Linked DNA regions of Homo sapiens: region 2 is linked to region 1. Evidence: read pairs that join two places in POLR2A ChIA-PET (ENCODE). Cell type or tissue: PC-9. All regions are shown on one strand. Each heading gives the region's core, and the rest is flanking DNA. Links, peaks and the distances in the headings are about the cores only.

What was found. Peaks named below come from ENCODE experiments on the same cell type or tissue, not always from the same donor. Only the 100,000 strongest peaks of a DNase experiment are listed, where the experiment ranks them.
Region 2: POLR2A ChIA-PET joins it to region 1 with 5 read pairs; 6 of 35 experiments call an interaction of 5 or more read pairs at or near these places.

The regions. Positions count from the first base shown.
Region 1 is chr12:64,231,040-64,246,832 of GRCh38, forward strand. No RefSeq gene overlaps it. Among named protein-coding and RNA genes, the nearest start is that of KICS2, 17 kb to the left of the region's middle. In PC-9, for the core only: no CTCF peak of the experiment used is centred there; no DNase peak of the experiment used is centred there.
Region 2 is chr12:64,072,374-64,088,166 of GRCh38, forward strand. SRGAP1 (SLIT-ROBO Rho GTPase activating protein 1) reads left to right here. Exons shown (of 22, transcript NM_020762.4): 9 at 6,546-6,743; 10 at 7,913-7,997; 11 at 14,626-14,653. Among named protein-coding and RNA genes, the nearest start is that of KICS2, 140 kb to the right of the region's middle. In PC-9, for the core only: a CTCF peak has its summit at 5,724; a DNase peak (open chromatin) is centred at 8,448; H3K4me3 peaks cover 1,302 bases; H3K27ac peaks cover 3,577 bases.

The sequences.
Region 1 (15,793 bases), core at 3,225-11,224:
ATCATTTGCCAAAAGTACCACACAATTAGCAATACATTATTACATTTTTTTTTTTTTGAGACAGAGTTTCACTCTGTCACCCAGGCTGGATGCAGTGGCATGGTCTCGGCTCACTGCAACCTCTGTCTCCTGGGTTCAAGCAATTCTCCTGCTTCAACCTCCTGAGTAGCTGGGATTACAGGCATGCACTACCACGCCCAGCTAATTTTTGTATTTTTAGTAGAGACAGGGTTTCACCATGTTGGCCAGGCTGGTTACAAACTCCTGACGTCAAGTGATCCATGCGCTCAGACTCCCAAAGTGCTGGGATTACAGGCGTTAGCCACCATGCCTGGCCAACATCTTACTTTCAACTAAATTACTTTTCCTTTCATTTGACAACACTCACACATAAACACACTCTTATTTACACTTAATTAGCTCTTCCCATTTTGTTTTTCTACATACCTAATTATAATGAGATTTTAAAATCAAGGTTAGGGAATTATATAGAGCAATGGAGGAAGAAACTAATCCAAGCTTCAAGAGAGAAATAATATTTTAAATCTGTTCTCTAAATAACCATTGCCCAGTGTTGGTCTAAAGCCATACTGTCAGATATGGTAGCCACCAGCAACATGTGGCTATTTACATTTTAAATGAATTTAAAATGAAATAAAATCTTAAAAATGTACTTCCTCAGTTGTGCTAGTCACATTTCAAACGTTCAGTAGCCTCCTGTGGCTAGTGACTGCCATATTGGACAGCACAGATACAGAAATTTTCATCATCACAGAACTTTCTATTGGAATATGCTAGAAAGAAACAATGTTATAAGAAAGACTTTCACAGATCAGATAAACCAAAATAAACTAAAATGAATAGCAAGATCCATGTGTTATTTTAAATCCTTTTTCACACTTTCATTTTTTGACAATGTATATATTTATGTTTTCTTTTTAAATTATATATGTATATACATTAAGTACTCAATAAATTTACCTATGATTATTTTGAATTTAGAAAGAAATGTATGTGTGTACCTATATATACAGATTTCTTTCTAAATACAAAATAATCATTTATAAATATATTGAATATTTCGTAAATTATAGGAGTTGTGCTAAGTGATTTACATGAATTGACTCATTTAATCCTTAGTACAATGCTGTGTTTATTGTGAAAAATTTGGAAGACATAAAGCATATATAGAAAAATTTGGAAAAATAAAGCATATAAAGAAAATAAAGCATATAGAAAAATAAAGCATATTAATCCCCAAACTTAGATAACCACTGTTGACATTTCTAGTGGATGCTGTGGTATGCTGCCCAGATCCCAAGATACAGCTACCAGGAATGTTGGCTGTTGCTGGCTCATAGTTTAATTCCTCTCTAAAATTGTCTTCAGTGAGGGAAATATTGCCTCACCCAATATTCCCCTCCTTGGGTCAGCTCAAATCCAACGACTGGTCAGTTGTGGAGGTACAAAGGCATCAAGTCAATTGGCACAATCTGGGATATCCCAGCTTTAGAGTGTCCCATGAGACAAGTTAAAGCCTCTGTGGCAACTGCCCTGCAATTCACCCTCCCCCTCTGCCCAATCCTGCCCCTGCTTCCCTTAACAGATGCTGTTCCTGAGCGTTCTCACCAGTAAATCACCTGCATACAAACCTCTGCTTCAGAGTCTATTTCCTGAAAAACTCAACTGAAGTCAACATTTTTGGAATATAAGTTCCATTTTTTTCTTTTTGCATCTGTCCATTAAAAATTTTTAAATATGTATTTATTTTGCTCTAAAACATTTGAAATTTTCTTATTATTTTATATTAAATGTTTAGTTGATAATACTTTATAGATAATTTAGCATGTAACTATCTGCAACAGTATTTTTTTTTCTAGATGGGATCTTGCTCTGTCGCCCAGGCTGGAGTGCAGTGGCATGATCTCAGCTCACCACAACCTCCAGGTTCAAGTAATTCTCATGCCTCGGCCACATGAGTATGTGAGTAGCTGGGATTACAGGCATGCACCAGCACGCCCGGCTAATTTTTGTATTTTTAGTAGAGATGGGGTTTCGCCATGTTGCCCAGGCTGGTCTCAAACTCCTGGCCTCATGTGATCCGCCCTCCTCAGGCTCCCAAAGTGCTGGGATTACAGGTGTGAGCTACCACACCTGGCTCACAACACAATTTTTAACAGCCACCTGGGATTCATATGGCACGTGACACTCAGTCAATCTTGTATTGTTGGATATTTTGATATTTCCTGGTTTTTCTGTGGCCAACCCTAAAACTTAGCAGAGAAGCACCCATTCCCAAATCGCTTCTCACTAACCTACCTCTACAATATCTAGGAATATTTAGTTTTGTAGCCTCACTTACAAGTTCCAGCCATTGAGAAATAAGCTCAAGTTTTGTGAGAGTTGAGGGGGAAGTTCCAGGAAACATTTTGCCTTCCAGATAAAATGGGACAGCCAAAGCTGGTATCATCTCTTAACTATTTCTTCTTGGTAAGGAATGAGATGTTCAGAGCTATCGTACCCCTTTTTCATCCATGAGAGAAAAGAAATTAGATACTTGGCTTTGACAAAATCACTGAACATTTAAACCAATGCCAGCAACCGCCTATCTCTGGATTTCTTGATATGATGAGTAAACTAAGTATTTTTTTAATCTACTGTGTTTGGCAGCTTAAATGTCACTATTCCTTACATTCATAATTTGAAGTATGCAGTGATAAACATCATTGTATGTAAGTACTTGAATAGCAACAACTTAACATAAAAGTCAGGGAATTAGGACCCTACATTTTCAGCATATTTTCTGCTTGAACTTGTGCAGCTCTGTCCCTAACCTTCTCTCCCATTTTATTTTTCTTGTGGGAACCAGAAAAATAATGCACATAAGGCTTTCTGAAATTTTCTGTTTCCATAAGCAATCTTGGATAAATAATTTTATCCAAGGATAAATCTCAACAGGCATAAGAATTTTGACAGTGAGGCAATCAGTCATTTTCCATAAATTTTTTTAGGCTTTTAAAAATCTCGTCAATATTGACAAGCCAACCTATTCAGCTTCTCCAGTTGTGTACTTCGAAAAGGCAGTAGTGGTTGGAAGAGGAAATAGACCTTTTGTAAGTCAGAACCTTATCTCTTCAAATAGGATGTTTTAGCAAATGCACCATTCCGTAGTGTTCATATCCACTTGTACAGAATCGTCAAGGTTTTTCTGGAGCAAGTTTTGTGTGAACTGAGTTGCATTCTAGACCAAGCCTTGGATTAACTCTCCATGTACTTCCTTGGAATCATTCAGGTCTCCAGGGTTGGGATGTTTTATTTCCTCAGCATAAGCATGAAGCATCAAAGAAACTGAACTGACTACCATTTGAAGCAAAAAGGAACAATAGTGAATTGAAAAATATTTATTGCAATTGTTTGATTTCAGCGTTCTAGTGGCAGACACTTAATAATGCAAATCTGAATCTAATGAGTCCACCTCCATATCTCCCACTTACCCAGTCTTGAGGCTGCTTCTAATTCTACGGCCCCAGAAACCTTGAGTTGGCTGGTTCTGGCTCAAAGCAAAGATATGGGAATGCTTTTGGATATTGTAGAGGATCAGAATATCCAAATCTGAAGTATCCAAGACAGATGTTTTGACTCATTACCACTAGTGTCTTTGGGACAGAAGACAGCTCCAGACCTGGCCAGACTGCCAGCAGTTTGCTCCAGACTAGACTTTCATTCATGGGCAAAGATTAAAACTGGACTAGCACAATCAACAGAGTGAAAAGCAACCTACAGAAGGGGAGAAAATATTTGAGATTCTGTATCTGATAAGAGCTCAATAGCTAGAATATAAAAATAACTCTTGCAGCTCAACAAAAAGAGCCCTAATTTTAAAATGAGCAGAAGACTTGAATAGACTTTTATGTAAAGAAGATATACAAATGGCCAACAAGCATATGAGAACATAAATACTCAAGATTACTAATCATTAGGGAAATGCAAATCAAAACTACAATTAGGTACTGCCTCACATCTATTAGGCTAGTCAAAAAAAAAAAAAAAACAGGTGTTGGCATGGATGTGGAGAAATTGGAACCTTCATGCACTGTTGGTAGGAATGTAAAATGGTGCAGCTGTTGTGGAAAAAAATGTAGAGGTTCCTCAAAAAATTAAAAATAGAACCACCAGCAATTATACTTCTGGATAATTATCTAAAAGAATTGAAAGCAAGATCTTGAAGAGAGGTTCCTACACCCATGTTCATAACAGCATTATTTGCAATAGCCAAGAGGTGGAAGCAGCCCAAATGTCCATCAAGGAAGGAATGAATGAAGAAAAATGTTACATACATACAGTGGAATATTATTCAGCCTTAAAAGGGAGGAAATCCTGTTATATACTGCATGTGTGAACCTTGAGGATATTATGCTGAGTGAAATAAGCCGGTCACAAAAAGACATATATTATGTCACTTATATGTAGTAACTAGAGTAGTCAAATTAATAGAAACAGAGTTGAATAATGGTTACCAGGGACTGGCTGGAAGGGGAAAATGGGGAGTTGTTTAATGGATGTAGAGTTTCAGTTTTACACAATGAAAAGGTTCTGGAGATCTGCTGCACAGCTGTGTGAATATGCATAACATTACTGAACTGTAGTGTTTTTTTTACCATAATAAAGTAATTTTTTTAATGAACTAGGCATCAAAGTTGGGTAGGCAAGGGACCGTTTATTTACCTGAATTCTGTTGCCTCCTCTCATCAACTGTTGATCCCACCCCAGGATTTGTTGTGTGTCTTAGTGTGGTAACATCATTAAACATATCTTAAACATTTTTTCCTTTTTTCTTTTTTTTTTTTTTTTTTTGAGACAGGGTCTCACTCTGTCACCCAGGCTGGAGTGCAGTGGTGTGATCTCGGCTCAGTGCTACTTCCACCTCCCAGGTTCAAGTGATTCTCCTGCCTCAGACTCCCAAGTAGCTGGGACTACAGGTGCATGCCACCACGCCCGGCTAATTTTTGTGTTTTTTAAGTAGAGACAGGGTTTCACCATGTTGGCCAGGATGGTCTTGAACTCCTAACCTCAAGTTATCTGCCCGCCTCGGCCTCCCAAAGTGCTGGGATTACAGGAGTGAGCCACTGCACCTGGCCTCATTAAAAATATCTTGTTTTTAAAAATATGAGCTATTTTCCTTCAGTATTTTAGTTCTTTGACATTTCATCATGTTCTTTCACATCTCATCAACACTCTATCAAGGGTCAGCAAACTATAGCTCATGGGCTAAATCTGGCTTGCAGGGTTTGAGAATGGTTTTTTTATTTTTAAAGGGTTATTTTAAAAGAAGAGGAAGAAGAGGAGGAGGAAGGAAGAAAAGGAGGAAGGAGGAGAAGAAATCATATGTGGCTCACAAAATTTAAAATATTTACACTCCTGGCTCTTTGCAGGAAAAGTTTGCTAGTTTGCTGACCCCTGAAAACTATATATCACATTTTGAATTTTTTGTATTCTGCTGATGTATTAGGTGTAAGAAAAAGAACCACTCAAACTATTTTCAGCAAAAATGAATTTAATGCAGGGTATCAGGAGCTTATAAAATCATTGGGAAGTCTAAAGGAATGGTCACTTAGCAGGCCTCCAGAAATGATTCCTAGAGCAAGTCTGCTGGATGGTCTACTGAGGAGCTGCCATCTCTGCAATAATCAGAAAGGCAGGCAGGCAGAGACCTCCAGTGGAGTGTTGAGTTCAAAGACATACTGCTGTACCTGTGATCCAAGGATCAAGAGGCCACTGCTGCCCCTGCTACTTCCTCTAAACAGGCACAGGGGTAGGACCTAGACACTGAAATACTGCTGCAGAAATACCCAATGTGTCTACAACTAGTTTTCCAGCAGAAACAAAACATAACTGTAGCCTAGGATCCACCTTCCAAGTGTATCTAATTGGCAGAAGCATAACCCTACCTGCAGGACATGAGGGAAATGTGTCTTTTCCTTCTTTAACCTCTGTATTCAAAGAAAGCACACTAGAAGATTGGAATGGCTGAGAGCCAGAGCCAGTCCAGAGTACTCACCACAGCAGGTTTGTTGCTTTAGGCTATATTCAACTCTTCTCATCTTTGGACAACTCCTTATTCTTTCATTTGAGGAACTTTCCCTGACACTTCCTTCCCTACCTCCACCGTTAGTGGATTAGATGCCCTTTCATAACCTTCCATAGCTCTCAGCCCTAGCTCTGCAATGTGTACATCACTCCATGTCATAATGGCCTAATTTCTTGCTGCTGCTTCCACTAGACTAGCTCTTTGCAGAAACTCAGTCTTATTCATCACTGTGTAGGTAGTTGGTGTGTATTTGTTGTGAATGATAAATAGTTTATATATTATAACATCCAAAATAGCATTTCTTCTCTTACTTTCTTTGTTCCACATGACTGTGTACTGATACCTGTATACAGTGAAAACTCAGTAAATGTTGTTAACTGACTGGCTTCCTTTTTTGTCAGCTCAAAGAGAAGTTCCATCAATATGCTATATGTGTGTCTTTGTTTGACTCCCTGTGTACATAGGTCAGCTGTTCACAATGGAACAGCTAATATTTGAACAGTTTCAACATGCTAGGTGATATTTGAAGCACTTTATACATACTATCTAATTAAATCCTCACAATTATCCTATGAAGTTGATATTTTTATTCTCATTTTATAAATAAAGAAACTGGGACTTAAGTAGCTTGTCCACAGTTACACAATAAGTGACAGAACTGGGACTCACATCGAGGTCTGGCTAAGACCAAAATTTGTACTCTTAACCATGATAATGATGATGATTGTGATAATGATGACAGCTAATAGTTCCAGACTTGGTTCTAGGCATTTTACATGTATTATCTCAAGCTACACATTGCCTTGCCTGGAATTGATGCTTAATAGTTGTTACATGTGATAAGATAAACAAAGCTCTTGATAACTGTGATGTATTTCTGGCTCTGCCACTAATTTACTTTGTGACCTCAGGTAAACTACTAACTCTGTGAGCTCCAGTTTTCTCCTCTGCAAAACAGAGAATGATCTTTACAATACTTCTAGTCCAAAAATTCCAGAACTCTATGAATAAATTCTACTTAGTTTTTCATTCCATCATTATTACTTCTATGTGAAAAGATCTTAGCTTCTAAATTCTAAGCTCCTATAGGATCCCAATTTTGTTTTACGGTTTTCTTCCGTGGTACCTGGTCTGGTGCTCTGCACAGTACATAACAGGCTCATGGTAAGTATGTATAAAGATATATAGATACAGATTGAAATTTGTCCAAGGGGAAATATCCATCCTCACAAGAATCTGTGCTTGTTGTCATTTAGTGTATTCCTTTGGGGGTGACATTCAAATGTAATTTAGGGCTGCCACAGAGAAATCAGCACTCAGAACCTTGAGAAACCTTTTCTCTTTCTGTAGTCACAGATAAGAGTCTTATCCTTAAAGCAGAGCTATGATCACTGCCCAAGCAGCTACTCTTAGGGCTGAATGCAGATTTCTTTCGTGCTGAGTGCAGGTAAAAAGGTCTTGGCCTGTGGATAATGGCAGACATAGGAAGGAGTGTTCTAGAGGGTACTGGCCCCCTATCTCTCTCTCTTTTTCCACCCCACCCCCCCATCTCTTAATAGGGAAATCAGAGAATCCCAGATCATTTCATAGCTTTCGCAGATTACACATGAAGAGTTAATGCCTGATCCCTGAGCAGCAGGAAAATCCCCAGTCGAGAGTCAGCACGGATAGGTCCACATGCTCTTGCTCCAGTTTCTTTAAGGACTTGAATACAAAAAATCGACAGAGGTGATTGTATGAAACACCTTTGTATGGAAACTGATATTAAGAATCATTCATTGGACTGGGAAAACACTACATATTTAAAAAAAAAAAAACAGAACTCGTTAACCTGTTCATATGTGCATCTGTGCATTTCTTAGTAACTGTCACCATGGTAGCAAAGCAGTTCGACAAGGGTGCCTTTTTAGCACAGTATATATAAAGGAGAAAGATGAACAGCCAATCATGTACTTACTATCTTATACCTTTCTTTGTTTCTTTATTTCCCTTTATTTAATTGTGTTGATCCTAAATCCATAGCTATTAGCCTCTGACACTTATCTTCCTCAAGCATCAAGTACAGTGCTAGAAATATATTAGGCACTAAAACATGTATGGTTGTTCCTTTATTTGATTGTGTTGATCCTAAATCCATAGCTATTAGCCTCTGACACTTATCTTCCTCAAGGATCAAGTACAGTGCTAGAAATATATTAGGCACTAAAACATGTATGGTTATTGACAGAATTAAATGAATGGTATTTCTGGCCAGGTGCGGTGGCTCACACTTGTAATCTCAGAATTTTGGGAGGTCAAGGCTGGCAGATCATTTGAGCACAGGAGTTTGAGACCAGCTTGAGAAACACAGCAAAGCCCCGTCTCTACAAAAAAAAAAAAAAAACAAAAGTTAGCCAGGCATGGTGGTGCGTGCCTGTGGTACCAACTACTCAGGAGGCTGAGGTGGGTGGATCACCTGAGCTCAGGGAAGTTGAGGCTGCAGTGAGCTGTGATTGTACCACTGCACTCCAGGCTGGGCAACAGATTGAGACCCTGTCTCAAAAAAGGGTAGTTCTGCTGTGTCTTCCTTTCCAAGCTAGAGAGTGTCACTGAGAGTTTGATTTTAAGAAATGGCTCCAGCGGGGCATGGTGGCTTATACCTGTAATCCCCTGCCTTTGGGAGGCCGAGGGAGGAGGATCACTTGAGGCTAAGAGTTCCAGACCAACCTGGGCAACAGAGTGATACCCTGTCTCTACCAAAACAAAAAAAAAATTGTTTTAATTATCTTGGCATGATGGCATATGCTATCGTATAGTCCTAGCTACTGGGAGGTTAAGGTAGGACAGTCACTTGAGCCTAGGAATTCAGGGCTGCAGTGAGCTATGATAGTTGGTGCCACTGCGTTCCAGCAAGATCCTGTCTCAATAAAAAAGAAAAAAAAAAGTAAAAAGGAAATGGCTTCTACATTTGGAGGAATCAAAACTAGGCCATTTTCTTGATTGGGCTGGCCCAACCCGGATTTCAGATTGAGAGGGTAAGAGGACAGTGATTAGGTACTCTGAGACACTGTATTACTAGAAGACTGATACCTAAGTGGTAAGTAGAATAGTAAGTAAATTCACATTCATCAGTGAGGATGTTCAAAGCCCAGAAGCTTTGAGTAAGGACTTAGGGTGACAAGTTTGGCAGCAGTTCCTGAAGTGTTTACTGTCAGGCCTGAGTTAAAACCCTGAGGACAAGGAGCTCCACTGCTTGGGCTTCATACTGAGAAAGCTTTTTGAGCCCCTGCCTCTACCTTATACCCAAGTAACACTCAGTCCGGGAAGTCTCCTTGTTATAACTCCTTGAGTTAATGATAATCTTTTATTATGGTCTTTTCCCTAATGAATTCTTACATTTCATTTTAATTGTCAGCTGCATAATTGCCCTGCTTTCAGTTATTTCCATTTCTATTTTTAATGTTTGTTATTTCATGTTTCTTTTTAAGAGTTTAAACATAGACACACCCTCTTATTTTAATAGCCAGCATGTCCATATTTGCCGCTTTAAAATCTGGGTTCCTGCAGTTTCAACAGATCCTCAAGGTGTGCCACCTCCAGCTTATAGATTGATATTCTAGTCATGTTCAAGGCTGAAAACAGCTGCAAGAATTTGTCCTTGAAATTCTTTAGCAGTTGCTTCCAGTAGCTAAAGTCCTAATTTGGCCAGTCTGGTGGATCAGCCACTGGGAAAGGATCATCACTGTGTTATCACCCTCACTGGGACAAACTAAGCAGAGCCAGCCTCTGGGCAGAACAAGTCATGGAAGGCACTGTTCCCAGAAAGGAACGGGTTAAATCCTTCCGAACCTCCTAAGGAATCTGACCTAGTTTCTTGAAACTAGAATGTAACTTGAAAGTGTAATTGGTTGCAAATGTGTTTTCTTTCTTTCCTCAAAATTACTTTTGAACCCCTGTGAGACAGGGAGAAGGCATTTCTCTTCACATGTACTCAGACTACCACCACTGATAAGTTTGACTAACTCATCATGAAAGTTGGGGAGCAAGGCCAGTTGCGGTGGCTCACACCTATAATCCCAGCACTTTGGGAGGCCAAGGCGGGTAGATTGCTTGAACTCAGGAGTTCAAGACCAGCCTGGCCAACATGACGAAGCCCTGTCTGTACTAAAAATAGAAAAATGGGCCGGGTGTGGTGGCGCTTACCTGTAGTTCCAGCTACTTGGAGGGCTGAGGTGGGAAGATCACTTGAACCTGGGAGGTTGAGGCTTCAGTGAGCCAAGATTATGCCACTGCACTCCAGCCTGGATGACAAAGTGAGACCTTGTCTCAAAAAAAAAAAAAAAAAGAGCTGGGGAGCAGACAAAAAAATATAACTTAATTTAAGAAAAGAATGTTTGGGTCTCTGAGAAAATCTATGAATGCATAGTTGGTGTGGTTGTGGCATTCAAGGCCTCTATCTGTTTTGGGGAGTGTGTGTTGGGGAGTGTGAGACGGGTTCTCACGGTGTTACCCAGGCTGGTCTGGCACTCCTGGGCTCAAGCTATATCCTCCCACCACAGCCACCGAAGTAGCTGGGCATGCAGGTGTGTGCTGCCATGCCTGGCTCCTATTTTTTTTGTTGTTGTTTGTTTTGGCCACTGAGTTTAGCACAATGCCAGGCACAAGGACTCAGTGAATATTTGTTGAATGAATGAATAAAAAGCTTTTCACAATCTGACTCCTACCTACCTTTCTAATTGTAGTTCCTACTGCCCTTCTTCTCAAACATATACACTTTCTACTCTGGCAAAATAACTATCGAGTTTCCTAAAAATCTCTCCTGCTTTCCCACTTCTGTACTTTTGCTGTTGCTGCACCCACTATCTGAAAGCATCTTCCCTCATATCCCAGACTGTGAATATATTACTATTTGTAAAGACTCAGCTGGGCACGGTGGCTCAGGCCTGTAATCTTGGCACTTTGGGAGGCCGAAGTGGGTGGATCATGAAGTCAGGAGATTGAGACCAGCCTGGCCAACATGGTGAAACCCCGTCTCTACTAAAAATACAAAAAATTAACCGGGCGTGGTGGCATGTACCCATAGTCCCAGCTATTCAGGAGGCTGAGGCAGGAGAATGGCTTGAACCCAGGAGGCGGCGCTTGCAGTGAGCCGAGATCACGCCACTGCACTCCAGCCTGGGCAACAGAGCAAGACTTCGTCTCAAAAAAAAAAAAAAAAAAAAAAAAAAAAGCCTCATCTCAAATGCTGCCTCCTTCATGAAAATGTTAGTGATTGTCTCAGTAAGATTATGAGCCTTTTCTCCTTCTAACTCTCACAAAACTTTGAATCTCCTGGTCATTTATTATCAGCTACCTTATAGTTATTTTTGTGGTTAACTTGTTCTCCTTGCTGTATTCTAAGCTTCTTAAAGCTAGGCACTGGGTCTTATTAATCATTATACCGCTGAGCACCTACCTAATACTCTGTAATTTACTGTTGAAATAATCAGTTTTGCTAGTGCTATATACCATGAGCACCATAAAATACACTAATTTTTATCCTTCTTAAAATTTAAGAGTTTTCATACATAGACATTATTTAAACTCTAGAACTGGATGGGAAATATACCTTTGTCAACATTTTCTTTCCAGTTATTTCTGCAGATTGAGCACTCATTAGGACTCTCCCTTTGTGCCTTGTGGACTTGTTTTTTTTTAGTGACATAGGCATCATTAAAATTTATGTCTTGTGCACCTCAGAGTTGATCTTTAGAGCACTTTTTGTTAAGTGTGGATCTATCATTAAATTCTTAACTCCTCTGAACATTCATTCCTGTCATTCTTGCCTACATACTAAAAGGTGGCATTTCCCTTCATTCCCTCGTTTACATTTGAGGCAAAGGTCTGCACGGACCCTTGGGACTCTGCTTTCTGCATGTTAGTAAACATTTCTTTCCATAAATGCCCTCTTTCTGACACTTAATGATAAAACCAAAGATTGTCTTCCAACTTTTTAAAAATTAGCTATCGCCACCTGGGTGGCATAAAGTGAGGGGATATGAAACACAAATTATCCTAGAATTGAGCCTGGAAGTGAATGACTGAGAAACTTCCCTCTTGAAAGCAGAAAAACTGCTATGTGCTGTATTTCCTAAAACTTCTAGCCCTCCTGAGGAAGGTTTGTAATATCTCATTTGGGAGAATGTGAAGTTTTCAGACAAAAGACATAAAGAGGTGGACAAAATTGGTCATTACAAAATTTGGGGTAGTTTTTGACCAGTGTCTGGGTAGCAGTTCTGGGTTTTAATCGTCCAAGTCTCCTAAAAGTACAAATGCTCCTCCAGGCAAGCCATCACTAGTTTTTATTTTAAATAAAATTCTCTCTTTTTCCCCACCCTCCTCCTCTTGCAATATAGCTATTATTCTGCCAATTTCCTCCTTGTCTCTTTGTCACTCACTCTCCGTCTGCTTTCCTGCTTTTCTAATCATATCCCTCTTTTTCCATTATTTCAATTTGTATCATAATATTTAGCCATAAAATACTTTTTCACTTTTTAAGGTAATTTCATGATTGTCTTGTTCTAATTGATCTTCTTTTTCAAAATATCTGTTTGTGACTGAAAACACCTTTTGAGCATCTACTATGAGCCAGATCCTGGGCTAGGTAAGGAGATATAGTGGTAAACATATCATACATGACCCTGCTTCATGGAGCTCATAGTCTAATGGAGGTAACGTTAATTAAATAAGAACATAAATAACTATTGTAATAACTAAAAGTGTATATATGGTAAGATCAGAAATAGCCTCAAGGAGAAAGCTGAGTTTTGTGGATGTAAGTGCACATAAACCTGGTGAAGGTTTATGTGTTTCAGGCGCGAGATCACAGCATGAGGTCACAGCGTGTGTAATGGAGGTGTGAAGGGGCTTGGCATTTCAAGATAAAGAGAGAAGACCAATGTGGTGGGAACATTGCAAGCCAAGGGCAGAGTGATTTCAGGTGAGGTAGATAGGGACTAGTAAATGCAGTGCCACCACAGGCCAGGTAAATATTTTGGACTTAATCCTAAGAAAAATAGAAAAGCTATTGAAAGGTGTAAATAAGGAAAGGATATGATCAGATTTGATTATTTTAATAACAATGGGGAAATTGAAAATTCAGGGAGATGTGTACAAAAGCTATTGCTGAGCCAGGTGTTGTGGAACACAGCTGTAATCCCAGCTACTCAGGAGGCTGAGGCAGGAGGATCATGAGCCCAGAAGTTCAAGTCCAGCCTGGGCAACATGGTGAGAGCCTCATTTCTTAAAAAAAAAAAAAAAAAAAAAAAAAAAAAAGAAGGAAGGAAAAAGAGAAGAGAAGTGGATGGGATTCTTTTTTTCAATATAGCTCTTCAAGAATTTATTTATTTTTTTGTGTGTGTGTCATCTTTTTTTTTTATACTTTAAGTTTTAGGGTACATGTGCACAATGTGCCGGTTAGTTACTATGCTGTAGAAAGAACTCACAGGACTTAACAGTTCAGTCCAGGATGAGTCTGACTCTATTCTGCCTAGAGGAAATGGTGAAATGACCTTTCATGGAGCACAGGACTCTGATTCAAGACTAACTCATGATAATAAAGTATAGCATTTCATTATGGAAAGAAGCAGATGAAAGAAGGGTTAACTCCATCTTATTAAAATATAAACTCCAGCTGGGCTCAGTGGCTCACACCTGTAATCCCAGCACTTTGGGAGGCTGAGGAGGGCAGATCACCTGAGATCAGGAGGTCGAGACCAGCCTGGCCAACATGGGAAAACCTCGTCCCTACTAAAAATACAAAAATTAGCCAGGTGTGGTGGTGCATGCCTGTAATTCCAGTTATTTGGGAGGCTGAGGCAGGAGAATCGATTGAACCCAGGAGTCAGAGGTTGCAGTAAGCTGAGATTGCACTACTGCACTACACTCCAGCCTGGGCAACAGAGCAAGACTCTATCTCAAAAACAAAATAAAATATAAACTCCACAAAGGCAGGGATTTTTATTTCTTGTTTACTACTATATCTCTAGCACCTGGAATAGTGCCCAATGCATAGTAGCCATAAAATATGTATTTGTGGAATGAATGTGTAAGATCCCAAGTGCAGTACGAAAACTAAGCAGTTGCCTTGGCGAGGACTCTGATTGTAAGAAGGAAATTTAAATTAAACTCTACCCTTAGCCCCTCATATTAGCTCTCCAAAAGGACAGTGAGATGAAGCTTTGTTTTTCAAATCTGAGACGGTTAGGAATTGAAGCTGACTAGCCACTATAGACTGAATGTTTACGTCTCCCCAAAAATCATATGTTGAAACCTGACCCCCAATGTGCTTGTATTTGGAGGTGTGGCCTTCAAGAGGTGATTCATGTGGGCACAGCCCTCAAAAGTGGGATTAGTGCCCTTATATGAGACTCCAGAGAGCTCCCTGGCCACTTCCACTATATGAAGACACAGTGAGAGGACAGCCATCTATGAACCAGGAAGCAGGCCCTCACCAGACACCAAATCTGCCAGTGCCTCGATCTTGAACTTCCCTTGCAGCTCCTCAAAACTGTGAGAAATATTTGTTTTGGATAAGCCACCCAGTCTGTGGCATTTTGTGATAGCAGCTTGAGTGGACTAAGACACTAACCAAATGGTCTAGAAGAAGAGAGATGGATAAAATGATTGCTTGTCTGGGAAGTGTGGCTGAGACCAAGTGAAGGTCCTTGCAACCAAGTAGCTATGCAAGAACCCAGTACTAGAAACCACAATGAGTCTGAATGTACCTGAGTTCCTGGGCTGAATTTGTGGCTGTAATTACAAACCAGCAGGTGGTGAGGAGTTCATTATTGCTTATGTCAAACATCTATAAGATAGATCCTTTCACCAGCAAGACCTGAGAACAAAGGACTTTCTGATTACAGTCAACTTCCAGCTCTCCTTAAGTGAGTCTTCCAAGCTCAAATAGCTGAATCCACTAACAGGCCTCTGAAAGGAATCAGTTCATCTGTCATCCTGCGTGAATATATCCACAACAGAAGTTGCCAACCTACCTACCACCTGCAGGACAATTTTGGCTCACAGCCCGCTGTTGTTTATTTTTCAGCAGCTTGATTTGAGATATAATTCACATACTATACAATTCACCCTTTTAAAGTGTGCAGTTCAGTGGTTTTTAGTATATTCACTGAGTTGTGCAACCATCACTACAATTTTATAACGTTTTAATCAACTCCCTCCCCAAAAAAACCCACAACCATCCAGCCCTAGGTAACTGCTAATCTACTTTCTGTCCTTATAGATTTGCCTATTCTGGCATTTCTTATAAATGGAGTCATACACTATGTGGTTTTTTGTGACTGGCTTCTTTCACTTAGCATAATGTTTTCAAGACTCATCCATGTTCTAGCACATGAATGCTTCATTCTTTTTTGTTTTGTTTTGTATTGTGGTTTTTTTATTTCAGTAGGTTTTTGGGGAACAGGTCGTATTTGGTTATACAGGGATAAGTTCTTCAGTGGTGATTTCAGAGATTTTAGTGCACTCATCACTCAAGCAGTGTACATCGTACCCAATATGCAGTCTTTCATTCCTCACCCCACCTCCCATGCTTCTCCCAGAGTCTCCATAGTTCATTGTATTATTATTATTATTATTATTATTGAGACAGAATTTCACTCTTGTTGCCCAGTCTGGAGTGCAGTGGTGCGATCTCGGCTCACTGCAACCTCTGCCTCCCGGGTTCAA
Region 2 (15,793 bases), core at 3,596-11,595, 160 kb before region 1:
TGTGTTATGGTATGATTTGTGTCCGCCCTGAAAATTCATATGTTAAATTCTTAGCTTCCAGTGACTAAGAATGTGATCTTATTTGAAGATAGGGCTTCACAGAAGTAATCAAATTAAAGTGAGGTCAATATGACTGGTGTCCTTATAATAAAAAGGGGAGGGGAAATTTGGATACAGAGACACAGGTGGAGGGAAGATGATATGAAGAGACATAGGGAGAAGATGGCCATCTGCAAGCCAAAGAGAGAGGCCTGGAACAGATCCTTCCCTCCCATCCCTCAGAAAGAACCAACCCTGCAAACCAACACCTCGATCTCAGACATCTAGCCTCCCACACTGTGAGACAATACATTTCTGTTGTTTAAGCCACTCAGTACCTGGTTTGCCTTAGCAGGCTAACACAGTGCATTCAGGGAATGAGAACACTGAAATGGCTGTCTTGTTCTCCCAGTGATGGTAATGTCCTGGTAACACAAAGGCAACAAAGCCAGTCCACAAAAGTCCACAGAAGTCACCTCTCCCTCCTCATTTGTTTTGACCCACAGCTCAGAGTTCAAGCTACCTGGGCAGCTCCTTCAGTGCAGTGCATTCTTCTGGTTTCTCACGAATCCTTTGTCAAATCTTTGGCCTCTCCTTCCACCAAAACCCAACTGTGTTTTCCTGCTGCTGATGGGGAGGTACTTCAAGGCTCATATTAGCTGTTTCATATTTGCCTCATTATGTTCCCCCCTGAGACTTATTAATATGGCTGGTGTATGTCAGAAGCTCGTGTTACTGTCTGTTGCGAGCATCCCATGGGATGATATGCAGTCCCAGCATTGAGTCTGGTGGCTTCTGTCACATCCTTTATTCCTGATACTTCCAAATTTAACCATGACACCATTGCTTCTGAGAAGGAATTTGAAAAAAAGAAAAATGGTGTTGTTGATTTTGATTCTTCGTATATGTATTCCATGTGTGCATTTGATAATGCTGCTGTCTCTGGTTTCCCATATGTAAGAACATGGTTCTAGTGAAACATTCTTATGTAACCATCTGTCTCATAAACTCAGTGAACACACTTTAATTGCAAAATTCCAACAGATTTACAGATTACAGTTGTCCCTTGGCATCCAAGGGGGATTGGTTCCAGCACCTCCCACAGATACCAAAACCCGAAGATGCTCAAGTCCCTTATATAAATGAGGTGGTATCTGCACATAACCTACACACATTTTCCTATACTTTAAATCATCTCTAGATTACTTATAATATCTAAAACAATGTAAATGCTATGTAAATAGTTATACTGGGTTTTGTTATTTTTTATTGTTGTATTATTATTTTTCTTTTTTTTTTCCAAATATTTTTGACCCACAGTTGGTTGAATTTGTGAATGGTTGAATACATGGATACAGAATCCATAAAAAAAAAAACCTGACTGTATTTGAAGACAAACTACAAATGTTTATTTTGGTTCATGATTCTTTTTGCGTTTTTTGGTTGTTCAGATGGATTTTGTGTTTTTTTGTTTGTTTGCTTTAGAAGCTTTTTTTGTCATTGTTTCCTTTAATTGTGTTTTAATTTAGGTACATATCAGAGCACCTTATTGAACCTTACATCATGTTATTCTTATGCTTCACCTCACTGATATCTGAAGAACATTATATATTTTTCATGTTTCTATGTATTTGGAAGTTCTGCTCTGCCCTCCAGAGCAAAAGAAGCTGTAGTTCTTTCCAGCAGTTTTGCTATTTAAGCCATCTGTTGAAAACGATTAACTGCTACTGCTGTTGCTTAAATGTTTTTCAAATATCCCCCATCATGTTCATTCCCACTCTTACTTCGTTAGATCAAGGTTTCATCATCTCTCAATGGGACTAGGGTCTCCTGACTAACTTTCGTGCTTTCTGTCTCTTTCCCTTTTATTGTTCATCAACTCAGGGATCTTTTAAAAATGTAAATCTAAACTGTCCCTTGTAGGTATCAGTGGCTCCCTGTTGATTCTCAATTAAGTGTGGTATATGAGGGCCTTTATTTTTTGTTTTATTTTTTAAAATTCTAACCCCAGTATCATACAATGGAAAGGTCCTTTATTAGCAAGTCATCTTCTCTAGATGCTATGCACTCCTACTTCTCATATAAAGCTACTTGTTTTAGCCCAAGAAGGCCAGGGTCTCTCTTTTCCCACTTTTTCCTCTGCCTGGAATGCCCTTTTTTTCAGTGAACACCTACTCACCTTTTAATACATACTCAAAATTTATCTTTTGAATGGCACCTTCCCTGACTTCTCAGACAACACAGTATACTGAGTTTTGCCTGTTTTCTTACATGTTTGTCAATTTCAAGAGTTTAATTGAATAAAGAAATAACAGCATTTACTTTGTAGTATTTTAATTACTAAATATTGGCACAAGTAAAGGCTTCCATTTTTTAAAAGTATTATAAATATAAAATTTATGGAGATGTAGATAACATAGTCAAATATTTACCTTCAGTATTCAGCTATTAATTTAGTTATGCACAAATATTTTAAATCACATTATATAAAACTTTTAATTTAGAAATACTATATTTTTCTCATTTTCACAATTTTATGAAGGCTCTTCATATATCCTGATATTGTGTTTGTCATTACCAGAGCCACATTTTGAGTCTGCCGAGACCACCTCGGTCGGGGAGACCCTAACCCAGCGGCGCTAGAGAAATTAAAGACACACGCACAGAAATATAGAGGTGTGAAGTAGGAAATCAGGGGTCTCACAGCCTTCAGAGCTGAGAGCCCCAAACAGAGATTTACCCACATATTTATTAACAGCAAGCCAGTCATTAGCATTGTTTCTATAGATATTCGATTAACTAAAAGTATCCCTTATGGGAAACGAAGGGATGGGCCGAATTAAAGGAATAGGTTGGGCTAGTTAACTGCAGCAGGAGCATGTCCTTAAGGCACAGATCGCTCATGCTATTGTTTGTGGCTTAAGAATGCCTTTAAGCAGTTTTCCGACTTGGGCGGGCCAGGTGTTCCTTGCCCTCTTGCGGTAAACCCACAACCTTCCAGTGTGGGTGTTATGGCCATCATGAACATGTCACAGTGCTGCAGGGATTTTGTTTATGGCCAGTTTTGGGGCCAGTTTATGGCCAGATTTTGGGGGGCTTGTTCCCAACAGAGTCATCAAGTACACTTTTCTCAGAGTATACCATCTTCACATCTGTTTGTTTGAAATACAGTGCTTTTAAAACCTGTGCGTGATACTGTCATTAGAAATTTGTCTACAAGCTACAAGAGCCTATTTGACTAGTGTAGGATGGTGACTCTTTTAATTCAGTCTATAGATATTTGATTATGACCTCCTTAAAGTAATTAATTACAGTATTTTTAATGGTCATTAATATGCTTTTTTTCCAACAGTATCTACTCTTTGCATTGTGCATAACCCCAGGAATGATTATTGTCTATTAAATTTCTTTCCCTTCTTTTTTTAATATTAATTCCATCACATGACCTTCTAAGCATCCAAACTAGTACTAATTGCTACTGTTTCTTTCCCAAACATTATTTTGTTCAAAAAAAAAAAAAAGTAATTGAAAAGATTTCCACTTCCTGTAATGATGGACTGGGTCACTCAACTGATTCTTTCAAAGTTCATTTTCTAGGACAAGATGCATGGCCAAGCCTGAAACCTGTGACACAGGGAACCATATCTTCCCAAAAGGAAGAGCATCCAATATTTTGAACAGTAATAAAATCCAGAGATTCTGAGCTATTAGTGCCCCTAATGGTTTGGGAAAATAAACATTCTCTTTGGAGGATAACCTCACCTTTGACCTCAAGTAACTCTACAAAAAATATCTAGCAAAGATAATTAGACAATGAGGAGATAAGAAACCATGAGTGATAGCCAGAAGAAATAATAGACAATAGAGACACACCCACAGGAACTCCAGATATTGGGATTATCAGAAATAAATGACAAAAGAACTATTTACAATGTTCAAGGAGGTTTTTAAAAGCCAAGCTTAGATTTCATCAGGAAATCATAAGCACTAAAATAACAGATTTGAAAATGAGCTACATAGGAATTCTAGCACTGAGAAATAACCAAAATTAAGAAAGCAGTGGGTGAGTTTAACATCAGGTAGAGCTAAAAAATAAATCATGAAAGCAGACAAATCAGAAGAAATAATAAAAACGCAGCATCAAAAACAAAAGATAATAAAATATGGAAAAGAAGAATAAGAGATATAGAGAACACAGTAATGTCTAATATACTAATTGAACTCCCAGAAAGAAAAAAAAATTTTTTTTTTTGAGACAGAGTCTCACTTTTTCGCCCAGGCTGGAGTGCAGTGGCACGATCTCAGCTCACTGCACCCTCTGCCTCCTGGGTTCAGGCAATTCTTCTGACTCAGCTTCCCGAGTAGCTGGATTACAGGCACATACCACCACGCCCAGCTATTTTGTATTTTTAGTAGAGACAGGGTTTCACCATATTGGCCAGGCTGGTCTCGAACTCCTGACCTCAAGCGATCCACCGCCTCAGCCTCCCAAAGTGCTGGGATTACAGGTGTGAGTCACCACGCCCCGCTCAGAAAGAAAAATTAAAGAATATAGAGTCAATATTTGAAAAGATAAAAGCTGCAAACTTACTAAAACCTATGAAAAACATCACACAAATTCAAGCAGTCCAAGAAATTCCAGGCAGAATATATTTTTTAAATCCTTACCTAGATATATTACAGTGAAATTGTAGAAACCCAAAGATGAATGGAAAATTTTTAAAGCAGCTGGAAAAAGAAAGCAGATTTTATTCAAAGCAATGACAGACTGATGGTAACCTTCTCACTCAACAGGAACATAGAAGCCACAACAAAGTACAGTGATATATTTCTAATATACAAAAAGAAAATAACTGCTGCACAGAAAAAGATATTTAGTAAATGAAGGTGAAATAAAAGACGTTGTCAAGTCAACAAAACAGACACATACTAAAAAGAACTTCTAAAGGGTACACTTAAAATATAAGCACTCGACATCAAAGAATGTAATAAATACATGGGTGATGCTAAGTGAATCTTGACTACATAAAATAATAATGTCTTAAATTTATATATTAATATTTATATATATTCTATTATAATATATTACAAAAATAGCATATAAATCAGGAGGAGTAAATGAAGTTAAGGTGTTCTAAACTCTTTACATTGTGTGACAGAAGGAAAAAGCTATCAATTTACATTATACTTTGATAAGCAAAGGTAGAATATGACCTTCAGTGAATAAAAAGACTACTAGGAGATTAATAAATAAATAAGCTCCTAACAGATAACATAAAGCAGTATCTTTATGGCTATGAGATAGGAAAATATTTCTTAAATAGGACACAAAAAACACTAAAAGGAAAGAATTGATAAATGCATTATATTAAAATTAGAATCTTTGTTCATCTGGACACTATTGAAAGAGGGAAAAACCACAGCACAGTGGGGAAAAATATTTGCAACACATACAACTACAAAAAGACTCATATCCATCTCAACAAATCATTAAGAAAAAGACTCATAACTTAGAAAATGGAGCAAGAGATTTTAACAAAGTGTTCTCAATTAAGGAGATCCAAATTGCCTTAAACATATGATAATGTGCTCAATCTCATATATCAGGGAAATGCATATTCAAACCACAGTGAGATACCACTGCACACCCAACACAATTGTTTAAATTTAAAAGAAAGACTGACAATACCAACTGTTGATGAGGATGTGGAATAGCAGGGATTCTTCCACTCTGCTGGTGAGAATGTAAATTACAATCATTTTGGAAAACAGTTAAGCAGCAATTCTATTCATATATGTGTGACTAAACAAAAATGTGTTTATAGCAGCATTATTCAAAATAGCCCACAACTAAAAAAAATCATCTATCAATAGTAAAATGGATGAATTACAGTGTATTCCTACAATGAATAGCAGTGAAATATACTCACAAGAAATGAGTGTATCTCACGTTGAGCAAAAGGAAGACAAAAATTATACATCCTGTAGGATTTCATTCATGTAAAGAGCAAGAAAGGGCAAAGCTAATATCTAATCTTAGAAGTCCAGTTAATGGAGAAGGAGAGGGTATAGGTGTATGGTAATTGGGAGAGGCACAAGCAGTCTCATAATATACTTTTTCTTGGTCTGATTGTTACTCACATAGGTGTGCTCCCTTTGTGATAATTCATCATCAAGCTGCACACTTATGGTCTGTGTATTTTTCTATGTGTAGTTTGACTTCAATTGAAAATGTTAAGACAAAAAAGTAATTGAGAGAGTACCCAGATATGAGATTTATAAGGACTGAAATATAAAGTGATAACCTCCTTAGGATGATTTTGAAGAAATCATTCTCTTAAACTGGTGATATGGAGTGTTTTTTACCTTTGTTTCTCTCCTAATAGACTGTGAATTTGGCGGGGGCAGGCCCTGTGTCCTCATCTCTACCTGACAGAGTGGACTCTCCCTGTTTGTGGGATTCATGAAATAATGTACTAACGTGAGAAATGTATTTCTATTCCCAGGTTAAGAAAACGACTGAAGCCACCTTGCAGACGATACAAGATATGGTCACCATCGAGGACTATGATGTTTCTGAATGCTTCCAGCACAGTCGTTCCACAGAATCAGTGAAGTCCACTGTCTCTGAAACCTACCTGAGTAAACCCAGCATCGCCAAGAGAAGAGCCAACCAGCAGGAAACTGAACAGTTCTACTTCATGGTGTGCCCGCCACTTCCCAAGCCACTCTACAGAGCTCAGATCTAGGATTCCCAAGTGCCACTTCTATAGTCACATCAGAACCATCTGGGGTTCCTTTTGTTAAAATAGACTCCTGTCTACCATCAGAGTTCCTGATTCAGTCAGTTTCGGAAAGAGTTTAGGAGTTATTTAGGAGTTAGTTAGTTAGGAGTTATTTAGTTAGTTAGAGGACTGGTATAAAACAGTACTTTTAGCTGGGCACAGGGGCTCACCCCTCTAATCCCAACACTTGCGAGGCTGAGGTGGGAGGATCATTTGAGCCCAGGAGTTTGGGACCAGCCTGGGCATCATGGCAAAACCCTGTCTCTACAAAACATATATATATATTTATATTTATATATATTTATATATGTTTTTATATTTATATAGATATATAAATTAGCCAGCAGGCATAATGATGTGCAATTGTAGTCCTAGCTACTTGGGAGGCTGAGGTGAGAGGATCGCCTAAGCCTAGGAGGCAGAGGTTGCAGTGAGCTGAGATCATTCTACTGCACTCCAGCCTGGGCAAGAGAGTGAGACCCCAACTCTAAAATTTAAAAACACACAGTACTTTTAAACTTTAATATCTATACATGTCACCAGGAGAGCTGGTGAAAGTGCCAGTTCTTATTTCCAGAGGTCTGGTACAGAAGGAACCTGAGAGTGTGCATCTCTCCTAGGCTCCCAAGGGTTGGCTGATGCTGCTGGTCTGCAGACCACACTTCAAGTAACAAGTTTCTGGCGTCTAGAAGATCAAAGTGGCTGGATTTTAGATCTATGAAAAGTTCCTTGACATTGAATAATTTTTAAAAATTAAAAATTAGGCTGGGTGCAGTGGCTCACGCCTGTAATCCCAGCACTTTGGGAGGCCGAGGCAGGCGGATCACCTGAGGTCAAGAGTTCAAGACAAGCCTGGCCAATACGGAGAAACCCCATCTCTACTAAAAATAGAAAAATTAGCCAGGTGTGGTGGCGGGCGCTTATAATCCCAGCTACTCAGGAGGCTGAGGCAGGAGAATCGCTTGAACCCCAGAGGAAGAGGTTGCAGTGAGCCAAGATCGCGCCACTGCACTCCAGCCTGGGTGACAAGAATGAAACTCTGTCTCAAAAAAAAAAAAAGATTTAAAAATTATTCTTGCCTTTTGCAGAAACTCAGAGAATATTTGGAAGGCAGTAATCTCATCACAAAACTTCAAGCCAAACATGACTTGCTGCAGAGGACCCTGGGAGAAGGTGAGTTATCCAAAATGTATGGGAAGATGACCTGGATGATACATCGTATCATGTATATATTCCAGAAAGAGTATGAATTGTATATTTGTGCTTTAAGAAGCAGAGGACACTCTGTGTTTAGATTTGGTTTTGTTTGTATATGTCATGATTAAGTTCTCCTGGCACGATTTTCTTCTAAAGCATGGTGCTAACCTTGAGGAAGCGTAGTGAAATCTAGGGAGGGCTGGAAAGTCAATACCGAGCTCCTAGGGAGGGATCTTCAGAGTGTGGTGCTCCTGATCGTAGAAAAGTCTGGAAACACTGCCCCTCCCCTACCTGCTGACCCCCCAGTCTCTTCTTCCTTCCCTTCTCAGACTTCTGCACCCTTCCAACCCCACCCCTGTTTGTTTTAATGGGCGAGTATTTGTTGTTCCATCTGTTGCCTGTTTAGACTCTGGAAACCAGTTAAACCAGTTTGGGTGATTTTTTTCTTTCAGCAGGCATTGGCTGTAGTTGAGAAACAATCTTAAAGTATAAGTAGATTGCTATGTCTAATAATAGTAACAAAACAACAGCAACAGCTAACACTTGAAAGGCTTTCTCTGTGCCAGGCTTTGTTCTGAGTTGTATATTTTACTGTGCACTAATAATTTCTCCGTTTTTACAAATGAGGAAACTGAGGGGAGGCATGAGAATACAGGCAAAGGGGACTGTATAAATGTTAATGTTTCTCTTTGTCTTTATGAAATTTAAAAGGAAAAAAATAAATACAAGCCAAGTTCCTGTCTTAAGTGCTTCATAGTCTGTAACTTTATCTTTTATTCACACTAGACCCTGCCAGAAGTTAGAAAAAGTAAAAGAGAATGTGGAAGGGAGTGGGAAATGAGAGGACTGAGTTGTGTGAGTAACTCAGGTCAAAAAAGAGATTGCGCCTCTTAGACCTAAATTCTTGCCTCCCACAATTCTGGAACCTTCCTTAACCATAAAGTTTCTATCACCTTATCTCCTGGTTTCCACCAAAGAACTCATCATCCTCAGGGAATGACCACATGGAGAAAGGTTATCATGACCTAAGAACCATGTCTGACACAGTTAGGATGAAAAGGCCAATTACACCTAGAAGGAAAAAAAAAAAACAACGCAAACTACTAAAAAGTGTCATTAAAAAATAAAATAACCAAATACAATGTATGAACCTTCACACACTAGATTAAATTAGATACTGAATCAAAAAGCAAAAGTTATGAAAGACATTTTAAGAACAATTAGGGAAGTTGAAATACAGACTGTATATTAAATAATATTATTGAATTAGTGTTAATTTTCCTAGATATGATAATGGTATTGTGATTATAAAGAAGAACATTCTTATTCTTAAGAAATGCTTGCTAAAGTGTCATGATGTCTGCAACTTACCTTCAAATGGTTCTAAAAAAAAAAAGAGGGAGAGAGAAAGAAGGTACAGTCAATGTGGCAAACATTAACAGCCGGAAAATCTACATGAAGGGGATAAGGATACTTCCTGTACTGCTCTTTTAACTCTTCTGTAGGTTTGAACTTTAAAAAAAAAAAAAAGTCTTTTTATCTTTGAATAGTTTTCTTATAATTGTGTCCTGTTTTTTCTTTTTTCCCTCACAGTGTCATGTAAGGTCTTTTTTTTTTTTTTTTTTTTTCAATTTTTCACAAATGCCTGATATTTCAAGTGATGCCCTCAAGGTCAGTTGCCAGGCCCAAAGCATAAATTATCCTAAGTGTAGATGAACGCTTATAGGCACAAAGTCCTACCCTATGAGGATGGATACCACTTTAGAAATTGTGTTTGAGAGCATGAAGTAGTGGGGGAATTCATTCTTGGCACTGCTTGCAGACACATGTGTTAATATGCTTGGGGCCACATTCTGAAACTTTTATGGTACCTATTCAACATGGATTCTCTTGTGTCTCCTAGAGAGAAAGCCCCAATGGTTAATATTCTTCTACATGTCATTATTGGATGGGGCTATATTCTAGCCAATTTATTGAGTCCACATGCCAAATTCCGTCTTTAGCTGCTGAACTGCATAAATCTGTATTATACTTTGTGAACTGCAAGCCAGAATTTTCTTTTTTTTTTTTTTTGAAATGGAGTTTCACTGTCATCGCCCAGGCTGGAGTGCAGTGGTGCAATCTAAGCTCACTGCAACCTCCACCTCCCAGGTTTAAGTGATTCTCCAGCCTTGCCTGCTGAGTAGCTGGGATTACAGGCATTTGCCACCACGCCCAGCTAATTTTGTATTTTTAGTAGAGACAGGGGTCTCACCATGTTGGCCAGGCTGGTCTCGAACTCCTGACCTCAGGATCCACCCACCTTAGCCTCCCAAAGTGCTGAGATTACAGGCATGGGCCACCGTGCCCAGCTCAGGATTTCTTTATCTTGGAATTTTTTTCAACGGGCTCTGGTATACCAGGGACACAAGCTGTGCTGACGTGTATAAAACCTTCACAGGACTCCATTTATGCTGCAGAAGAAACTGGATAGCTTTCATCCATCAGCAGCAGGCACACTAGCCTCTGCCCACTGGTTGCAGACATCTCTGCTTCCTAGCCCTGCCCCTTTTGCAGGCTGGGTGGCACACCAATTGCTGGTCACTGCCTGGATATGACACTGACAAATTTGCCCAGAGAAAAGCTGAGCATGGGAGACATGCCCCACCTTTTAACTCAACCATTATAAGCCTGCTGGCTTTCTGTGCAAGCCCTCTTCATGTTAATAGGCTACATCAAAGGAGACCAGGAGAGTTAATGGCGCCCATCACATAGTGAAGTAATCCCATGGTGAGCTCTTATGGAGGAATCTGAGTCCAGATTTGGTGTGATAGGGTTACTAATACAGGATTCAATGGTTATGTTTGGGGACAGTCCTGACTTTTTATATAGAAATCACCTCTCTGAAGTATACTAGACTCACCGCTGCAAAAACTGCCTTCATAGTAAAACAAATAGAGCCTAACCCGAAGATTTAGCAGTTGCTCGTACACAGCTGAATCTGTAACTACAGACATGTGTTTGGCCTGCCTTACTGCTCGCTTTTTGGTAGGCTGCCAATGGCCCAGTAAGTTCTTTGATTTACAACATTGTGAAGCAACTAGATTGGGCTCTTAAAGTGGCACTGTCAAAATTCAGAATTCCAAATCTTTGAAAACTACTGAAATAGAAAGAAGCACGCAATGAGTTGTTAAGACCAAACTCATTATTATCATTTTCTTCATCCCTCAGCAACACCATTGTATCTTTTTGTGATGTCATTTGTTTTTAAATCATAGAAGTTAAATTGACCACAGTAAATGAGATATACATCTATAAAACTGAGGCACTGATTTTTTTTTTCTTTTTCAGTAATGAGCCTTAATGTTCACATTGGCTTCTTTGTGTGCAGCATTTGGAGTTAAGGGGGTGCAAATATCAGTGCGATTTTGCTAAATAAAAAATCTGATACTAGGAGCTGAGCTCCATATTTTATTGCTTCTTGCCCTGGGCATAAGGTTTCTGACAAAGGAATTTAATAGATTATCCTCATACAATCCATTGTCTGTCTTTGAGTAGGAGTACAAGTATACTTTCAAAAGGGAAGCTGAATGTGAGTAATTATGGTTTTTTAGAAAAGCACTGCAGTAGTTGGTATTCTTAAGGAAGAAAAAGGACTGGAAAGTAATGCCAGGAGTTCTCATCAGTCATTCATTAGGGAGCAAATCCAGGATGCCTGTGTCTCATTTGAGCCATACACATTTTAAGTATTTTATCTCCTTTTTTAAAATATCAAATTGCCACCAAACTGTATTTTGGTTATCCCATTAACTATATGTAGGAGATAAAATGCATTTAGGTGTGAAAAATAATTCACTTCATAATTCTCGAGTGAAATTTAAGAGTAGCTGAAAAAAAATGTTTGAACCAAGAACAAGTTAAGCCTGGGTTATTTTTTTCCTTCAAAATGGCTTATATGTTGGGGGGTGTGGCGAGGGGAAGGAGTGGTCCGTTGTTTTTAATAATTAAGTAGCTTTCCAAAGAAAATGATTGAAATCTAATCCTCAGACTGCTGGAAGCTTTCACATTTCTCTGGGAAGAAGAGTCTTCTAAGCTTGTGTGTTATTGATCTATTAATGATGATACTGATTAAAAAATAAAACCTCATTCATCAGTTGAGACACACTCAGGACTATTAGCTGAAAAAACGATGGATGTGGTAGTGTGGTTATACTGTGAATCATAGTTCTTGCAAAGCACGCTCTTGGTTCATTATTCAAAATGTATCTTTTATAGGTTTTTAATTTTTTATCTCATACTATTAACTATGGATGGATGGAGCAAAATAATTTTAAGCATTTTACATATCATTTTCTAAATCTAGGGAATAATTTGTTAGGATATTGTTACAAAAATAGCAGAATTTCAAAGTTATAACACATTTCATTTCTAAGGAATTCTCATTGGCATCATTATTGAATCACTTGAAAGTGATTACCTATGTTATTAAATTTACATTTATAGATATTAATTTAATAATGTACATATTTATAGAATTTATTAAATTTATTTAAATATTCAGTATTTTGTATTTGGCTTTAGGCATATGAGGCAGACAGAATTGTAAGCCATAATACCTACCTTTCTTCTAGGATCTTTCAAAGTATTTGCCAGGAAAAAAGACTTACGTTTTTAAAGGTGGTACATTATAGTGCTTGGGAGCTAGTACATTATAGTTCCTGGGATCTCAGGACTGGGATTAAAACAAACTTGGACCTGAGTGCCACACCCACCCCATACTAATAGCGTGACCTTGGGCAAGTCACTTTTCTATATGCTCAGTCTTTTCTGTAAAATAAGGATAACAATAGAAGCTACCTCATAAAGTCGTTGTGAAAATTGTGAGTTAATATATGTAATATAAAGTGCTTATAATGGTGTCTAATAAATATTAGACATCATTGCTGTTTTTATTGTTGTTACTAATATATATTGCATCATACCTAATTAGACTTAATGCTGTCATAAAGTATGCAACATAACAACATAATACAACACAAGCCAGACAGTTTCTCTACCCTCAACCCTTTGCACATTCTACTGCCTCACACTGGGTGATCTTACGTGGCTCGTATGGACCCAACACAACCTAAATGGTGGTGACTCTCACATCTTTATCTCCAGCCCTGTCTTTTCTCTGTGCTCTAACCCTGTATAGCCAGCTTGCTGCCGAACACTGCCATTAGGATATCCCATAAGGCACCACATACCACAGTCAGCTCACCATCTGCCCACTCTACTTCTCAGTAGACCTTCACTCCCATTCATGAATAGCTATAAATTATTCTGAAGTTCTATGTACACCTTCACCTTTTTCTTCTCCTCCAAGGTAGCAGAAGGCCAGCAAAAGGAAGGGACTTATAACTTAAATAAGTAGAACTGGGAAGAGGAGGAAGAGGAGATTCTTCCCTTCCCTTCATCCCCACTTCAAGTCATGTCCATGAACTCATTCTGCCAACATTTTTACTGTGGCCTGGCCCTATGTGAAGAAAGGTAGTCTCAGATTTTAACTGTTTCACCCTATTTAATCAATAGATATTAACCAAATCCTTTATGTTATTTGTTATTCAAGAGGAGATAATAGAGTCAAAGGCTCTACTGCAGCCTGGAAGTGTTGGTTCACCATTCCCAACAAGCCAGCTTTCTTTACCATTGTCATGTTGGCCTTGCCCTAGAAATCTGAATCACTGCATTATGATATGATAGGCTGAGCTTAGCTGTTTGTGCTGCAACGTGACCATCCCCTGCCAGCTATATTTTCAAGCTGTTTCAGGACCATGTCATTATTTTGCAAACAAACCAGCTGAATGGTTCAATGTTTCCCACATTCCTTCCCACTACTCCGCCCTAAATGTACAAAGCAACCGATAAACACATGCAAACTTGAAATTATTGCAGATTGTCGGAGCCCTACAAAAATTCAGCCCTGTTACTTAAAACAAGTCAAGAAACCCAAATGTATAAGAAGTTGATGTTTTAATGGACAGAGAACTCTGTGAAAGGCTTTTAGCTTACAAGTTGGTGGAATGTAGTATCATTTAATGTCCTTGTACTTTAATATTCGCAAATGTCATTTCTGATTACAGAATACAGCTTCTCTCCAGTCCCCTGATTCATATTATAGAAAGAACACCAACTTAGTCTAAGGAAAATTGAACCCTCCCAACTGTATTTGAACCCATCCTTCTCGCTAACAAGTGTCAGTCAAAACAGAGAGAATAACTAACATCTAAATCTTGGATATGTCTTATTTGTATTTCATTTTTGGGCTTACAGTTATGATCAAGCAGCTATTCTTGTTTCTTTTCTGAAAAAAAAAAAAAAAAAAAACACAGCCTCAAATTGCCAAGTGAAACATGATTCTCAAATCTATAGAATTTATTAAATTTTATGTATAGATTTTATGAAATGTTTACACTGAATTATGTGTCTATCTTCATATGCTATCCTCATGTTTTCTGCCATAAAAACGTGTAAGTTATTACAAACTCAGTGTTTTAAAATACCGGATAGGAGATACAAAAGAGTACCACATACACTCTGCTGATTCCTTTCAGTTTACTTACTTTAAATTTTTTTCCTGCAGGTCATAGAGCTGAATATATGACTACAAGGTAGGAAAATATTTTATCATAACTTATAGCGTATTTTACTTTCTCTTTAACAAGAAGCAACCATTTCAATGCTGAAAGAATTAACATTTTGTTAATGAATACGGGAGATAGTTTTGGCTTGACAAAGCATAGCAACATGAAATGTTTGGGCTTCTTACAAGACTAGGTATGTTCTAGCTTATTTTTGTTTCCCTCTGGAATTGTAAAGCTCTTTAATAGGCAGAGACAGTAACAAAAACCTAAGTTAAACCGGCTTGGTTTATCTAATCCAGAATACTTTAACTGTTTCTAAATAGCGTGACAGGACTTTTGATTTGATAGTTTAATTAAAAAAAAAATACGACGTGTACATCTACTGCATAAGTAAGTAGAAAGTACAATTATTTTCTGTTCCTATTTTCCTTTAGTCATATAAACATTAGAGCTGGCCGGGTGCAGTGGCTCAGCCTGTAATCCCAGCACTTTGGGAGACTGAGGCGGGTGGATCACCTGAGGTCAGGAGCTCACGACCAGCCTGGCCAATGTGGTGAAACCCTGTCTCTACTAAAAATACCAAAAAATTAGCCGGGCGTGGTGGTGTGCGCCTGTAATCCCAGCTACTCAGGAGGCTGGGGCAGGAAAATCACTTGAACCCGGCAGGCGGAGGTTGCAGTGAGCCAAGATTGCGCCACCACACTCCAGCCTGGGCAAGAGCGAGACTCCATCTCAAAAAATAAAAATAAAAAATAAAAATAAAAATTTGAGCTATATTGAATATCTTTAGGATTTTAGCTGTCTATATATTCTCCATTTTGATTCACTTTAAACATTTAACTTTTAACACATACTCCCATATTGTACTTTCTTCATTCAGGGGAGGATTGTGAAGCTACTACAAGAAAGGAAAGCCATTTGGGCAGCAGATTCTGATTTGGGTTCGGGAAAGTTTGTGGCAACTTTTATTTTTCTATGTCACCATTTGTGCAACAGACAGAAATTATCTAATTAGCATAGCAAGATGTTGCATTTTTGAAATTGAGTTCTCTTTGAAATAAGACGCATTTAGAACACTGGTATATCTGCTGCAGTAATTGGCAAGTTGACTTTCAAGGATCTATAATGTTATTGCTGGGCAGCTTATTCATAAGGAAGCCCCTCGTA